2 separate regions of the Homo sapiens genome follow, and region 1 is linked to region 2. The links are chromatin contacts, found by Hi-C or POLR2A ChIA-PET in ENCODE. All regions are on one chromosome and are shown on one strand. Each heading gives the region's core, a stretch centred on a gene start or an enhancer-like site at or near the end of the contact. The rest is flanking DNA. Distances are from core to core; before and after follow the strand shown. Region 1 holds the start of CDK11B (cyclin dependent kinase 11B). Region 2 holds the start of B3GALT6 (beta-1,3-galactosyltransferase 6).

What was found. Hi-C counts contacts between places; a loop is a spot of excess contacts on that map. ChIA-PET counts read pairs that join two places held with the same protein, here RNA polymerase II (POLR2A). Pooled maps may share reads with other maps.
Region 1: a pooled map shows a loop between it and region 2 (12-fold over the local background). The contact joins the promoter of CDK11B here to the promoter of B3GALT6 in region 2. A Hi-C loop is called at or near these places in 1 of 37 single-sample maps with no recorded cell type and 5 of 50 pooled maps. POLR2A ChIA-PET finds 5 or more read pairs at or near these places in 1 of 52 experiments (PC-9).

What each region holds. Positions count from the first base shown.
Region 1 is chr1:1,657,754-1,660,878 of GRCh38, reverse strand. CDK11B (cyclin dependent kinase 11B) reads left to right here and starts at 1,875. Exons shown (of 20, transcript NM_033486.3): 1 at 1,875-1,965. RefSeq lists enhancers at 1,489-1,768, 1,789-1,878, 1,310-2,032.
Region 2 is chr1:1,230,870-1,234,099 of GRCh38, reverse strand. It overlaps B3GALT6 (beta-1,3-galactosyltransferase 6), which reads right to left and starts at 1,863. Exons shown (of 1, transcript NM_080605.4): 1 at 1-1,863. The coding sequence starts at 1,821. The coding sequence ends at 832. SDF4 (stromal cell derived factor 4) reads left to right here and starts at 2,099. Exons shown (of 7, transcript NM_016176.6): 1 at 2,099-2,208. RefSeq lists enhancers at 782-1,463, 1,464-2,145 and a silencer at 1,762-2,621.

The DNA of each region.
Region 1 (3,125 bases), core at 626-3,125, 430 kb before region 2:
GGAGGCCAAGGCAGGCAGATCACAAGGTCATGAGATCAAGACCATCCTGGCTAATACAGTGAAACCCCATCTCAACTAAAAACACAAAAAAATTAGCCGGGCGTAGTGGTGGACGCCTGTAGTCCCAGCTACTCGGGAGGCTGAGGCTCGCAGGATAATGGCGTTGAACCCGGGAGGTGGGGCTTGCAGTGAGCCGAGATTGCGCCACTGCACTCCAGCCTGGGCGACAGAGCAAGACTCCGTCTCAAAAAAAAATAAAAATAAAAAAATAGGGAGATTTCCCCAGTTACCAAGAACTCAGGAAGCAACATTAAGAGCTTGGGGGAGGCCAGGCGCGGTGGCTCACGCCTGTAATCCCAGCACTTTGGGAGGCAGAGGCAGGCTGATCACGAGGTCAGGAGATTGAGACCATCCTGGCTAACACGGTAAAACCCCGTCTCTACCCAAAATAAAAAAAAAATTAGCCGGGCATGGTGGCAGGCGCCTGTAGTCACAGGTACTCAGGAGCCTAATGCGGGCGAATGGAGTGGAGGCGGGAGAATGGCGTGAACCCGGGTGGCGGAGCTTCCAGTGACCCGAGATCGCGCCACTGCACTCCAGCCTGGGCAACAGAGCGAGACTCCGTCTCAAAAAAATAAAAATAAAAAAAGAGCTTGGGTACACAAAGCAAGCAGCATTTCATTCCGGGATGAAAAAAATTCCGATACCCATCGCCCTTCTTGGGCCCTTGTCAGTTTCTTGCCACATCTTTCATTTTCCCATTTCAGGCCCAGTAAATGCGGATGTTTATCTTCCATTGTTTGTTTCCTGAGATTCAGATGTCTAAAGCATTTTTCTGTGACTTTTCAAGTCAAGAGGAAAACCTGACATATGGAAAGGGAATTAATTGCTCGTTTTATCCTCTTCTCCTGCAATGCTCTGAATCCATGGGTTTGGAGTGGGGCCCTGGGAGTTGGGGGAAGCACCATACCCAGTGAGTCTGCACTTTGAGGACCCACTGCCAGTGTCAGCTTCAAAATCACATTGTAAAAGGCCGGGCGCGGTGGCTCACGCCTGTAATCCCAGCACTTTAGGAGGACGAAGCGGGCGGATCACTTGAGGTCAGGAGTTCGAGACCAGCCTGGCCAATATGGCGAAACCTCGTCTCTACCAAAAATATAAAAATTAGCCGGGCGTGGTGGCGCGGGCCTGTGGTTCCAGCTACTCGGGAGGCTGAGGCAGGAAAATTCCTTGAACCCGGGAGGAGGCTGCAGTGAGCCAAGACCACGCCACTGCACTCCAACCTGGGCGGCAGAGCAAGGCTCCGACTCAAAAGTAAATACATGAATAAATAAAATAAAATCACATCGTAAGAGCTCTCCCTGCCCTGTTTCTGAGTAAGGTTCAGAGTTAAATTCCGAGATCGGCCTTTACAAGACACACAGACCTGAGGCGCCTCACGAGGTAACCAGCAGGTAAATGGAGCGCGCTCCACCCACCCGCCACTAGGGGTCCCAGCGGTCAAGGGGGTGGAATGCGGGCGTCCATCGCGAAGGCATTCTGCTCGCAAGCCTTGGCACAGGCGCGGGCTTCGCTACCGGAAAAGTCCCGGTAGGATTCCGGAAGCCGGCCACGCGTTCCGCGCAGGCGCAAACTGCTCCAAAAGTGGGCGTCGCTCCTCCGGAGTCCCGATTCCTGCGTCACAGCCCGCGCCGAAGTCGGAAGTGCGCTCACCGGGCTGTTTCTTCTGGCGTCCTGGACCTGAGCAAGCGCTGTTTTATGCGTTATCATCCCGCGCAGACACAGGAAGTGCCGCACAGAGCGAGCCCCTGTCGTTGTCTCGAGTTCTGGGCCGGAGGTCGGCTATTATATCATCATTACGCGCCAATACAGGAAGTGACGATACTTTTGGCGCGCGCCGGTTGCTGTTTCTTCTCTGGCTCCGGGACCGGCGGCGGCGGCGGCGGCAGCGGCGGCGGCGTAGGGGTGAGTTCCGACTGGGCGGACCAGGTGTGGGAGCGCGAGGAGAACTGCGCACCGAGGTCTTTCTTCCGAGCAGGCCTCGGAGCGGGGCGGACCCGGGCCCGGGGGCGAGCGACACCCTCGCTTCCGCGGACAGTCTCATCCCGCACGGAACTTTGGGTGGTGGAGGCGGCGGGTCCAAACGCTGTCTGGAGCCAACGTCTGCCAGGCTGAACCTCAAGTGTGCGGGACTGAACCCGAGGAAATAGCCCAGTGCCCGGGTCAGGTGGCCTTGTTCGCGAGCACATCTCGGAGCATCTCCCCGGTCTCAAGGTGCAGCTGTCCAGTGTGCTAGTGGCTTCACGTAGTCCAAGCGGTCTTTCTAGCAGATTCTGACAGTAAAAGCAGTGTTTGATGAGTGGCAGGTCCTGAGTTAAGAGCCTTTAAACGGATGATCTTTAATCCGCGATCGATACTATCACGTAGGTGTTGTTATTCTGGTTGTACGGAAGACTAAACTGAGGTGAATTACGTTACCCAAGACCATACAAGAATGACAGAAACGAGACTTGATTTCAAGCGGTCATTTTTCAGAACCCATCACTCTTTTTTGTCGCCCATGCTGCAGCGCAGTGGCTGTTCACAAGCGCACTTCAGCCTGGAACTCCTGGGCTCAATCGGTCTCCCATCTCAGCTTGCAGAGTATATGGGACTACAGGCGCTCGCCACCTTGCCTGGCTTACAACTTATCATTCTTGTTTTTTTTTCTTTTTTTTTTGAGACGGGGTCTTGCTGGAGTGCAGTGACGCGACCTCGGCTCACCGGAACCTCCGCCTTTCGGATTCAAGCGATTCTGCTGCCTCGGCCTCCCGAGTAGCTGGGATTACAGGCACCCGCCACCACGCCCAGCTAAGTTTTGTATTTTTAGTGGAGACAGGGTTTTCGCCGTGTTGGCCAGGCTGGTCTTGACCTCCTGACCTTGTGATCCACCCGCCTCAGCCTAGAGCTTACTTTTTTTTTTTTTTTTTTTTTTTTAACCAAGTCTTACTTTGTTATCTAGGCTGGAGTGCAGTGGCGCAGTCTTGGCTCATTGCAGCCTTGACCTCTCTGATTCAAGTGATCCTCCTGCCTCTAGCAGCCTCCTTCCTGTAGCTAGGAATACAGGCACGCGCCACCACACTGGG
Region 2 (3,230 bases), core at 614-3,113:
GCTTTCAAGGATGTGTTAAAGTACGTGAGAGACGGGCCTGGTGCCGGCTGGTCCTGTTTTCTTAAGGCGGAAGTTGGGGAACCGCGTCAGCACTCCGGGGTTCGGATTCCTGGAACCTGGGGCAGAGTCTGAAATAAAGCAGCACCGGCCCTGTGTGGCGCGGACCCATGGGAAGCCTTGAAAGGAAAGTCTCTTCAGAAAGAAACAATGGGTTCAGTGACTTGTACACTGAAAAGATAGATGGCCAGTTTTAAAGTTCTCCTGCGTTTAAACACGGGCAGCAGCGGGGTTGACGGTACAGGCACCAAGTTCTGACATAAAAGTCTTTCCTTAAATCATGTAAAAAAACCGAGACGTGCGCACTGCCAACTTACACTCATCGACACAAACTTACAATATTTATAAATAAGTCGCAAGCAAACACTGAGTTACATTTACCACGAAGTCACTGGACAGAGACCAAAATCCCATGAAAGCGGATTGATGTGAAACCACGTTAGATCTGAGACGCAGACGTGAGAAACGCCACTGATAAGAGACACGGAAGATCGGAGCCCAGCCCCGTGAGCCGGTCGGGGACAGCACGGGGGTCAGCGTGCGGCCGGGCCCGGCTCAGGCTCGCTGAGGTCCAGGAACGGGCACCTCCACCTGGACACGGCGCGCTGCCCCGGCAACCCCCAGGGGTCTCCCAAACGCAGACCGGGACGCAGCGACCACAAGCGTGGCTGCGGGACGGGGGCCTTGGGGCCCGGGCGTAGTGCGCCCGCTCGGCACCTGCCCCAAGGCGCCGCCGGGTGAAGCAGGTGTCCCGGAGGGCCGGGCCGCGGCGGCTCAGGGGATGCCCTCCCTTCTCTGGCAGCACTGCGAGGGCGGCGCGGACCAGTCGTACACGTAGGACAGGCGCAGCTGCACCTCGCGCTTGCACAGGCGGCCCTCGCGCGCCAGCGTCGCGTGCTTCTCCAGCATGTCCTCCAGGCTCTGCTTGTGCGTCACCAGGTACTGGTTGCTGCAGCCGCGGGACCGGTATTCGGTGTCGAAGCGCGGGTCGTGCTCCCGCTGGACGTCCACCGGCGCCAGCCAGGCGCCCAGAGACACGTCCTCGCTGTGCCAGGCGCGCAGGTAGTCGCGGCTGAGGCGCAGGTAGTGCACCAGGTCGGCCGAGAGCACGTAGCCGCCGCCCAGCGCGTAGGGCAGGTAGTAGTCGCAGAGTTGCCAGGCGGCCTCGCGCCAGCGCCCCCCCGGCTTGACGCGGCCGCGGCCCGAGAAGAAGCCCCAGTAGAGGCGGCGGCGGCGCGCGGGCTCGCGGGCGCGCAGCTCGGCCAGCAGCGCGTCCAGCCGCGCGAAGGAGTCGTCGTCCGCCTTGAGCACGAACTCGAAGGCCACGTGCTCGTCCAGCCAGGCCAGCATGGCCAGCACCTTGGCCGTGAGGTTTTCGTAGGCGTCGCGCAGCGCGGGCAGCAGCAGCAGGTCCCCGTGCCGCGCCTGCTCCCGCTCCAGGGCGCGCCGCTCCTCGGCGCCCAGGCCGGCCGTGCCCACGGCAAAGCGCGCCCACACGTCGCCCGGGGCCCCGCGCCGCGCAAGCCACGTGCTGCGGATCACGCTGCGGCGCTCGGCGGCGCGGGGCGCGCTGGCCACCAGCACTGCCAGGAAGGCGGCGGCGCGCGCGGGCGCGGGGGGAGGCGGGCTGCGGCCCGACATCGCCCTGGGGTCCCCGGGCTCGGCCGCGCAGCGCGCCAGGTAGAGCAGCGCCGCCCCGCACAGCGCCAGCGTGCCCAGGCCTAGCGCCGCCCGCCGCCGCCACGCCCGCCGCAGCAGCTTCATGGCGCCCGCGCCGGGCCGGCGGCCCAGGCCGGACTCGCGAGTGCGCAGGCGCCGCCGGCTCGGGGCGGTGCGCGTGCGCACGGCGCTCCTGGGAGCGCGCCGGGGCCTTCCGCAGACGCCGAGCCCCGGGGCGCTCGGAGGCCGGCGGCCAATCGGCGGCCGTCACGTGGCCTCGGGCACCCTTGTCATTGGTCAACCTCGGAGCGGCCCCGCGACCGCTTCCGCCCGGAGGAGAGATGGTGGCGCCGGCGTCCCCTCCGTGAGGTCGCGCCCGTTCGCACCGCCCCCGCCCGCAAGAAAGATGGCAGTGGCCTGATCCGGGCCCGTTGGCGGCGTCACTGACGCTTCGCTCCGGTCCTCGGATCCCGAGCGCGGGGAGGCAGACCGGTGAGTGAGGGGCCCGGGACGGCCGCTGCAGGCCGCGGGGCCAAGTGTACGCCGGCCGGACGGCGAGGGCGGGTCTGGAGGCCGCCGCCGCCTCCCGCCTTGGGCTGGGGCATCGTCCGTCCGCTCGGCCTTGAGCCCTGGCGAGACTCCGCCGCCACCGGGGCTCCCGGGGTTCCCGGGGGCAGGGACAGGCCGACGACGCTGGCCTCCCCGGCCGCCGGCACGTCTGGTCTCCTACTGGCCAAAACCTACGAATGCCACCGGGAAACGGAGGCCCAAGGGGTCTGGTTGGACTCGCGTTTATCGGCGAGGCGACCTTGGACAAGCTGCCCCGCTTCCCTGCGCCTGCGCTTCCGCTTCTGAACCGCGTGGACCCTCATCCCCAGTTAGTAGGATTTGGAGATGTGAAGTCGGCTGTGTGGAGCCCTTGATGTCTGGCTCAGAGGCGGTGTTATGAACCCTGTTGAGCTTTTAGAATCTAACCGTGTGTGTTGTTAACTGCCAGAAATAGCCTCGTTCCACCAGAGCTGAAGCCCAGGGATGGCAAAGAAATAGCGTCTCTGCCTAAGCTGTTTCCCACGTCCGTTTTGCAAGGGTGTGTTGATTCCTTGCTGGGAACTGAGCTGCTAGGGGATGGCGAAGTCGAAACCCCATTCCGGTGGGACCGGCCCGCTCCGCTGTGCTGCGAACCTGGCACACCGTGATGAATAGATACTCTGAAGCCAGGAGAGGAAGCGCCACTTGATGGACTCCTGATATTTATAGTTACTTTTGGGTTACTTTTTATTCCCCCTTTTTCGAGACAGGGTCTTATCTTTTTGTTTTTGTTTTTTAAAGAGACGCAGTCTCACTGTGTTGCCCAGGCTGGTCTCACGATCCTCCTGCCTCAAGTAAACCGTGTAACTCATCAAGATATGTAGAATCAAGAACTAGCTTTATTTTCTCTAGGAACAAAGTACAGTCTCTTTGCACACAGCGTGTGTTTTACGACTGTAGTTAGTGGAGTCAGCACCAGGAGGAGG